Linked DNA regions of Homo sapiens: regions 2 and 3 are each linked to region 1. The links are chromatin contacts, found by Hi-C or POLR2A ChIA-PET in ENCODE. All regions are on one chromosome and are shown on one strand. The core of a region is the stretch at or near the end of the contact, and the rest is flanking DNA. Distances in the headings are between cores, read along the strand shown. Region 1 overlaps SEPTIN9 (septin 9). Region 2 overlaps CYTH1 (cytohesin 1). Region 3 holds the start of SOCS3 (suppressor of cytokine signaling 3).

The links. A loop is a pair of places that touch in the nucleus more often than their neighbours do. ChIA-PET counts read pairs that join two places held with the same protein, here RNA polymerase II (POLR2A). Pooled maps may share reads with other maps.
Region 2: a loop to region 1 is called in a map with no recorded cell type, with 5 times the contacts of the local background. The contact joins two enhancer-like sites. A Hi-C loop is called at or near these places in 2 of 37 single-sample maps with no recorded cell type and 2 of 50 pooled maps.
Region 3: a map of ascending aorta shows a loop between it and region 1 (2.9-fold over the local background). The contact joins the promoter of SOCS3 here to the enhancer-like site in region 1. A Hi-C loop is called at or near these places in 1 of 168 maps with a recorded cell type or tissue (ascending aorta), 1 of 37 single-sample maps with no recorded cell type and 8 of 50 pooled maps. POLR2A ChIA-PET finds 5 or more read pairs at or near these places in 1 of 52 experiments (WTC11).

Annotation. Positions count from the first base shown.
Region 1 is chr17:77,322,324-77,325,220 of GRCh38, reverse strand. The region is part of intron 2 of SEPTIN9 (septin 9); the gene reads right to left. Among named protein-coding and RNA genes, the nearest start is that of SEPTIN9-DT, 42 kb to the right of the region's middle. RefSeq lists an enhancer at 1-177 and a silencer at 1,464-1,637. Within about 2 kb of position 1,405, at least 37 of the 41 ENCODE cell types and tissues checked have a DNase peak (open chromatin) inside an H3K27ac peak, as active enhancers do; they include ascending aorta, where a contact is called at or near this core.
Region 2 is chr17:78,732,197-78,735,093 of GRCh38, reverse strand. The region is part of intron 1 of CYTH1 (cytohesin 1); the gene reads left to right. Among named protein-coding and RNA genes, the nearest start is that of CYTH1, 49 kb to the left of the region's middle. RefSeq lists an enhancer at 1,208-1,267. Within about 2 kb of position 1,518, at least 10 of the 41 ENCODE cell types and tissues checked have a DNase peak (open chromatin) inside an H3K27ac peak, as active enhancers do.
Region 3 is chr17:78,358,430-78,361,326 of GRCh38, reverse strand. It overlaps SOCS3 (suppressor of cytokine signaling 3), which reads left to right and starts at 1,250. Exons shown (of 2, transcript NM_003955.5): 1 at 1,250-1,577; 2 at 2,144-2,897. The coding sequence starts at 2,232. SOCS3-DT (SOCS3 divergent transcript) reads right to left here and starts at 879. Exons shown (of 5, transcript NR_110847.1): 1 at 554-879. RefSeq lists silencers at 349-398, 629-828, 889-1,198, 1,209-1,488, 1,899-2,138 and an enhancer at 1,246-1,894.

The DNA of each region.
Region 1 (2,897 bases), core at 156-2,655:
CATTTGGCAATGATTTCTTGGATATGGCGCCAAAAGCACAGGCAACAGAAGAACAAATAGATAAAGTGGAACGTCATAGAAGTTTAAAATATTTGCATATCAGCCTGGGTGCGGTGACTCACGCCTGTAACTCCGGCACTTTGGGAGGCCGAGACGGGTGGATTACTTGAGGTCAGGAGTTCGAGACCAACTTAGTCAACACAGTGAAACCCCGTCTCTACTAAAAATACAAAAATTAGCTGGGTGTGGTGGCGGGTGCCTGTAATCCCAACTACTCAGGAGGCTGAGGCAGGAAAATCGCTGGAACCAGGGAGGCGGAGGTTGCAGTGAGCCAAGATCATGCCACTGCACTCCAGCCTGGGCAACAGAGTCAGACTCCATCTCAAAAAAAAAAAAAAAAATTGCATATCAAAGGGCACTAACAACGTGGGGAGAAGGCAATCCATGGAATGGCAGCAAATCATAGGTCAGATATGGGATTAGTATCTGGATATTAATCTACAGATCTCCTAACACTCAGCAACAACAATCATCCAAATCAAACACAGGTAAAGGACTTGGACAGACATTTCTGCAAGAATATGTGCAAATGAGCAATAAACACGAAAAGATGCTCAACATCACTAACCACTGGGGAATTGCAAATCAAAACCACAAGGAGAGACCCCTCACAACCATGAGCTCTGGGCAGGTAGGAAGACGCCTGGTGGGGAGTTGCCGGCTCCATGCTGTCCCCAGAATTCCTGCAGGGGCTAAGCCCGACCCCGACACCTCACCAGGAGCACAGAAACGAGTGGAAAAGGCCAAAGGCCACCCCAAAGGGCCAGAGGGGTCCAGCAAGGAGTCTGGGACATGGAACCATGCTGTGCATCCAGACACACGGGGACAACAGGGGGATGAAAGGTGGCCCCTAAAATTTACATCCACCCCAGAGCCTATGAACATGGCCTATTTGGAAAAAGGGTCTTTGCAGACGTTATGAAGTTAAGGATCTTGAGATGGGACCATTTTGGGTTACCCAGTGGGCCCTAAATCCGAGAAAGACTGTCCGTATGAGAGACAGACAGGGGGAGATTTAGGGCACAGAAGGAGGCCCCGTGACAACGGAGGCAGAGGTCGAGTGGTGTGGCCACGAGCCAAGGAACGCCAAGGGTTTCGGGAGCCGCCAGAAGCTGCCAGAGGCGAGAAGCAGGCTCCCCCTCGGAGCCTCCGGAAAGAACCAGGCCTGCTGATGCCGTGATTTCGGACTTCTGGCCTCCAGAACGGCGAGAGAAGAAATGTCTGGTGTTTTGAGCCACCCAGTTTGTGGCACTTGGTGATGGCAGCCCCAGGAAACCACTACAGGGACCAGAGTTCCCACGGGGCTGGGCAGGAAGCGGGTGCAGAGCGCGTCAGGCCAGGCCTCTCACCTCGGAGATGGAAAAGCAGAGCTGGAGAGGTTGAGACCGGACAGGCACCGAGCGTCCAGGGGTAAGAACTCCCAGGGGATGGCAGAGGCCATCGGGGACAGCACAGCGAGGGACAGGAGGGAGGGGTGAGGGCTGAGGCACCGCCCTCCAGGAGGCCTCGGTTCCCCGCCCACTGATGACCCAGGAACCCCGTAAGAGGAGCTGGGCTTTACCCTGTGCCGTACTGCATCAGATGGACCCTGGTGGGGACAGACGTCCAGCGACAGCGTGGCCAAGCCCCCTCCAGGACCCCGGGCCTGCATTCATGACCATGCACAGACGGCCACTTCCCCTGCCTGCAGCCCTCCCTCGTGGCCTGTTCCTAGCCTCCCAGCCCAACAGAGCTCCCCAGTGGAAAGTTCCCTTCTTGGAGACTCTCTCCCTGCTGAAATACAAGCTCTTGGAACAAGATAAAACTGCTTAATTTGTAAAAGCCACAAAGCCGTTCCAGAACAAAAAAAAAGCTCCGACCCTTGGCTGGAAGGAGTGGCCTTCCATGCCTCAGCGGCCAGTCACCACTCCATGACTCATGCCGGCCCTGCTGACAAACCCTCCAGCACCTTCCCAGGGGAAGGCCACAGCCCCCAGGGAGGGCGGGAGAGTACCCAGGCCCCCGTTCACAAACCAGACCGGAGCCAGACACTGCCGAGGGAGGGACAAGAGGGCAGGTCTTGGGGCTCCTAAGCCTTCCCTGGGGCTGGCAGACCACCGTGGACTCACCAGGGTAGGACCACCCCCTCCCACAAACCCTTCCTGGGCAGCTGTAGGGCAGCCTGAGCTGGACACGCCTCACACGCCAGCCCAGTGGGGCATGAGGCACCCACAGCCACGTCTGGAAGTCAGCGGGCCGGCATCTGCCGGGCAGGCCTCTGTCACACAGGCACAGCGTCCTCCCCATGGCTCCTCCTCAGGCCAGAGCATGCTTGGGGATCAGAGCAGCTCTCGCAGTGGCTTGCAGCCTGACAACGCGGCGTGAGCCATGCCCTGCAGAGAAGAAGAGCCCCTCAGTGAGGGAAGAGGCGCCCACAAAACTCAGGACACGCGCAGAAACCCGCAGGAGGTGGGGGCGCTGCCTAGGGGCCGTGCCGCTCCCACCCCTCACCTTGCAGATGACGGAACTGCGGCCCAGAGCTGCCAAGTGGCTTGCTCAAGGCCACCCAGCAGGGACAGGAAGGAAGTCACTTCCCCAGGGACTGTGCGGGAGTTCAGTGACAATTAAAGACCAGCGCTAAAGTTTGCCCAGGACGAGAACCTCATTAAGGGAAACAGCTCCGGGACTGTCGTGTTCATTCGGAAGGCAGCCAGTTTACAACTGAGTTTCTAAAAATGTACGTTTTCTTACATGAAAACACATCCGAATGGGATTTTGTAGAAAGCATCTTTCATCAAGGCACAGCCCGAGGGGAGGTCCCCGCTTCATCCCTGGCTGTGCTGTCCTCAGCCAAGGGC
Region 2 (2,897 bases), core at 269-2,768, 1.4 Mb before region 1:
CATGGTATTTCCTTGTGTTGTCACCTGGGACTGAAGGCAGTGTTGCCCTTTAAACCACTGCTAAAATAGATGCCCTTAGACATTGCCGTGAGAGACAGAGTGGCATTTAGGTAGGTGTAAAAGGAGGGGGACAAATGGAGTTTCCTCTGGCAGGTCCCTGAGATCCCAGGGGAGGGCAGAAGTTAAGAGTCAGTTATGCTTTCCATAGAGCTGCTTTTAACTAGACTTACGCCCTAAAGAACACGCCTAAGAAAGGGTATGTGGGGGTTTTTGAAAATATTCTTTAAGGAAGTCAGACTCTTCTGCTGCATTAATCTCAAACCCACAATTTTTAGGTTAAAAATATTGCTTTCTGGCTGGGCGCGATGGCTCACACTGATAATCCCAGCACTTTGGGAGGCCCAGGCAGGCGGATCACCTGAGGTCAGGAGTTCCAGACCAACCTAGCCAACATGGTGAAACCCTGTCTCTACTAAAAATACAAAAATTAGCCGGGTGTGGTGGCAGGAGCCCGTAATCCCAGCTACTTGGAGGCTGAGGCAGGAGAATAGCTTGAACCCAGGAGGCTGAGGTTGCGTTGAGCCGAAATCGTACCACTGCACTCCAGCCTGGGTGACAGAGTGAGACTTTGTCTCTAAAAAAAAAAAAAAAAAAAAAAAAAGCTTTTTTTTACCTGGTACATTGGTACATTGGTACATACATTCGTCAGTTTTCATTCTGTATATGTGTGTTAGTGAGAATTAACCAGTTTAATTAATTGGGCACTATTTTCTTAACTGCCATAAGTTATTATTATTTTTAGCTATTTAATCTTGTTAATGTCAGTCCCCCTTGATTTGCCTTTTTTTTTTTGAGACAGAGTCTCGCTCTGTTGCCGAGGCTGGAGTGCAATCTTGGCTCACTGCAACCTCTGCCTCCTGGGTTCAAGCGATTCTCCTGCCTCAGCCTCCTGAGTAGCTGGGACTGCAGGTGCATGCCACCACACCCGGCTAATTTTTGTATTTTTTGCAGAGACGAGGTTTCACCATGTTGGCCAGGCTTGTGTTGAACTCCTGACCTCATGTGATCCACCCACCTTGGCCTCCCAAAGTGCTGGGATTACAGGCGTGAACCACTGTGCCCGGCCTTGATTTGCCTTTGAACTCTCTCTTTGGCATCTCTTTGGGATAGATTCCAAAATCTTTGGTGTGGGACCTGAGGCCCTTCACAGGCAGACACTAAGCCCCCTTCAGGGTGCCAGTTCAGCCCTGCTGTGTCCTGGGCCTTGCCCTGTGGTGTGCCCATTGTTGCTGGCCTCTGTCACTTCCATACACTTTATCTTGCTTGGTATACACCATTCTGTTCTTGTCCATCTGGGGAATCCGTTGGTCCTTCAAGTTCTGGCTCACAGGTTGGCCCCTCTGAAGCCTCTTGGCATCGCCTGGAATTCTGTGAGTACTTGCTGCACTTGGCCGCTGTGGCCGGGTGTGCTGCTGCTACGGGCTTACATGCCTGTCCCCACTGGCCTTCACTTTCTGTGCAGGCCAGGGACTGGAGCTGTTTAAATCCCAGCTCCAAGCACAGGCTGCGCCTATGGCAGATGCTCAGTAAACGCTGAGCTGAAGTGAATCTGTGTATTTCAGTAAGAGAAAAAAAAAAGAGCTGAGGATGCAGCCGGTGACCGGAATGTGAATTGGGCTCTATTGGTAGTGTACCCGAGGTAGATTATTTGTACTCATTGAGTCTTTATCTTACCTGTAAACTGATGAGAACAGTGTATAGTTCATTGTCAGGAAATATGCAGAGTTACAGTTGAGCTTTGTTGGAAAATTTAAAAAAGTGGAAATGAGAAAACATTTTAAGCTGTAAGATAGCATGTGTGTATAAACTAGTATTATTTGTAGGAAAATATGCCAAATAGAATGAAGTATAGGCTTCCTCAGTGGGACACTGGATTTTCAGATTGCTTCTAAAATGCTGTCCTTGACGTGAACTTTCCATGTTATCCTTTTTTTTTTTTTTTTTTTTTTTTTTTTTTGAGATGGAGTCTCACTCTGTTGCCAGGCTGGGCGTGATCTTGGCTCACTGCAACTTCTGCCTCCCGGGTTCAAGTGATTCTCCTGCCTCAGGCTCCCGAGTAGCTGGGACTACAGGAACGTACCACCACGCCCGGCTAATTTTTGTATTTTTAGTAGAGACAGGGTTTCACCATGTTGGCCAGGATGGCCTCTATCTCTTGACCTCGTGATCTACCTGTCTTGGCCTCCCACAGTGCTGGGATTACAGGCGGGAGCCACCGCGCCCGGTGGTTATCCCATGTTTTAATGCGTGCCATGTGATTGTGGTAGTCTCTAGTTGGACAAGTTGCTCAGGTTGTGGTGTTTGCAGGAAGACCTGAGGTGCTGTAACTATCAATTCATATCCCCCTAGATATTTCTCACTCCCTTCCTTATGGATTTTGTATTTTGCAGAATCAGAAATGGTTACATCTTTATTTTTAAGCAGGAGCATGTTTGGCATTGTACAAAGCACACATCATAGCAAGAAACCTGTATCACCATCTGCTGTGACAAGTTTTGAAGAGGATTCACTCTGGTTTGAATTTTATAGGCTTTCCTGTTGAGTACACCAGAGATGAATGCTCACGGTATTACACAGAGGATTAGAACTGCCCTTTCTTCTTAATGAAGGTGAATAGAAACAAGGGCTTGGATTCTGCCCCTCTGAAGAAAGCTGACCCTTATCCATTATCTGAGTCTTTGTGTAGCCTCCCAAGTTTTCTCTTCATTATGGAATATGAAAGCACAGGACTGGCTGTGGGGGATCAAGACCCAAAGTCTGATTAGACAGGAGGGATGTGGAAGGCAACAGGTGGAATTTTCTAAGATGTCAGTATCGGTGGAGAGAAAAGGCAGGTA
Region 3 (2,897 bases), core at 1-2,500, 1.0 Mb before region 1:
CAAACTATCTACGTCAGTGCCAACGTGACCAGCAGCAAACCAATCTTTCACCTCAATCACTTCCTCTCCTCCCCTCTACCCCCTCCCCGCCAGTGATCAAGTCCTCCCCCACCCCAAGAGAGGCAGGGGGTCACATTCCAGGGGGTGTGGGCCATCTGGCAGTAGCCTGAACCCCGGAAAACTGCTTTCCGGAAATTCTCTCCTGCTAGAATTTTATTCCCAGGTCTGACCCCAGCCTGGGGTGTGAATGCCCCCTTCTCGGCCACCTTTCCAGCTCCGGAGACAGCCATTCCCGCAGATCCCTGGCGTGCCTATTCCAAGGCCTGGGCCGCGCAGCACCAAACTGCCCTCCCCTAGGAGACCCCAGGGCGCCCTCTGGCGGACGCGGGCCGTAGGTTGGGGCCATCGTTCCACCTCGAGCTCTCCAGCCCGGCCGAGAGCACCTGGCCCAACCCACACCGGACCAACCAGGTTTGCAGACCCCAGTGCATGAAAGCGTTTTCATAGGGGAGGGGAGGGGGGCTCCACACTCGCGTCAGGGTTGGCAAAGAACCTGGCAGTGGGCCGAGGCTGGGTAGCTGCCACGAAGGGGCGTCCCCTGCAGCCCTGGGTCTCCCCTCTGGAATCTGCCCGCAGGTGACTGTCGCACGTCTCCAACCTCCGGCTCCCGGGTCTGACCCCAGCCCCGCTGCCTGGCTGTGGGGTAGCCCCACTTCCCTTTCGGCTGGCCCGGGCCGCCTGACCCGCAGTTGGGCCCTCGGGGAGGCCCGGGTGGCGGCGAGGGGGTGTCCCCGCGGGGTCCGGGAAAAGGGGAAGGGGAACCGGGAGGCTCTCCAGGTCGGCCTCCTAGAACTGCCCGCTCTCCCGAAGCGGCGCCCCCGCCTCTGCCAGAAATCAGCCTTCTTAGAAGGGAGGGGGGTGGGGGGAAAGTGTGAATGAGAAGTTGGGGGCGGAGCGCGCGGCGGGGAGGGGCCGCTGCCAGGAACGCGCCGCCGGGGCTGGCGCCGCGCCCACCGGCCGCCTCGGCCGCCTCTCGTCGCGCTTTGTCTCCGCGCGCGTCCCTCCCGGTCCCTGCCCCTGCTCGCGGCCCGCCCTCGGCGCCCGCGGCCCCTCCCTCACCCTCCGCGCTCAGCCTTTCTCTGCTGCGAGTAGTGACTAAACATTACAAGAAGGCCGGCCGCGCAGTTCCAGGAATCGGGGGGCGGGGCGCGGCGGCCGCCTATATACCCGCGAGCGCGGCCTCCGCGGCGGCTCCGACTTGGACTCCCTGCTCCGCTGCTGCCGCTTCGGCCCCGCACGCAGCCAGCCGCCAGCCGCCCGCCCGGCCCAGCTCCCGCCGCGGCCCCTTGCCGCGGTCCCTCTCCTGGTCCCCTCCCGGTTGGTCCGGGGGTGCGCAGGGGGCAGGGCGGGCGCCCAGGGGAAGCTCGAGGGACGCGCGCGCGAAGGCTCCTTTGTGGACTTCACGGCCGCCAACATCTGGGCGCAGCGCGGGCCACCGCTGGCCGTCTCGCCGCCGCGTCGCCTTGGGGACCCGAGGGGGCTCAGCCCCAAGGACGGAGACTTCGATTCGGGACCAGGTAGGAAGGAGGAGCGCGGCGTGGGGAGGGGTCTCGCTCAGTCCCGGGAGCTTTTCCCGGTTTCCCCTCCCCTTCCCGGGTCATTCCCGGCAGGGAGGTGACGAGGTAGGGGCAGAGCGGATGGAAGCCGGAGATCCCAGGTTCCCGGAATACTCCGGCTGGGGCCTTCGGGCTTCTCCTGTCCCCTCCCTACCCCCGTGCCTCGGGTTTCTCCCTCCGTCCACACCGCCCGGGGCTACTGGACTGAGCGGCGCCCAGGCAGTCCCGGGGGCCCTTCTCCTGCTCCCCACCCGGCCACACTCCTGGAGACCTAACTTCCGCGCGCGAGTTTCCCACGCTGCGCCCTTGCAGTGCGCGCCTGGGAAGGGGCTGCCCGGGGCCACCCTGCCGGCAGGGGCGGGAGCCGTGCGGGCTCCGTGAGGCGCCTGGATCGGAGCGCGGGCCCAGGAGAGGGCCCCCGGGGCAGTGGGTGCCCCAGTCGCTCGGCGAAGGCAGGGGAGCCGGGGCGGGCCGGGCGCGCTGGAGGGTTCCGGGCACTCAACGCGCTCGCGCCTTCCTCTCCGCAGCCCCCCGGGATGCGGTAGCGGCCGCTGTGCGGAGGCCGCGAAGCAGCTGCAGCCGCCGCCGCGCAGATCCACGCTGGCTCCGTGCGCCATGGTCACCCACAGCAAGTTTCCCGCCGCCGGGATGAGCCGCCCCCTGGACACCAGCCTGCGCCTCAAGACCTTCAGCTCCAAGAGCGAGTACCAGCTGGTGGTGAACGCAGTGCGCAAGCTGCAGGAGAGCGGCTTCTACTGGAGCGCAGTGACCGGCGGCGAGGCGAACCTGCTGCTCAGTGCCGAGCCCGCCGGCACCTTTCTGATCCGCGACAGCTCGGACCAGCGCCACTTCTTCACGCTCAGCGTCAAGACCCAGTCTGGGACCAAGAACCTGCGCATCCAGTGTGAGGGGGGCAGCTTCTCTCTGCAGAGCGATCCCCGGAGCACGCAGCCCGTGCCCCGCTTCGACTGCGTGCTCAAGCTGGTGCACCACTACATGCCGCCCCCTGGAGCCCCCTCCTTCCCCTCGCCACCTACTGAACCCTCCTCCGAGGTGCCCGAGCAGCCGTCTGCCCAGCCACTCCCTGGGAGTCCCCCCAGAAGAGCCTATTACATCTACTCCGGGGGCGAGAAGATCCCCCTGGTGTTGAGCCGGCCCCTCTCCTCCAACGTGGCCACTCTTCAGCATCTCTGTCGGAAGACCGTCAACGGCCACCTGGACTCCTATGAGAAAGTCACCCAGCTGCCGGGGCCCATTCGGGAGTTCCTGGACCAGTACGAT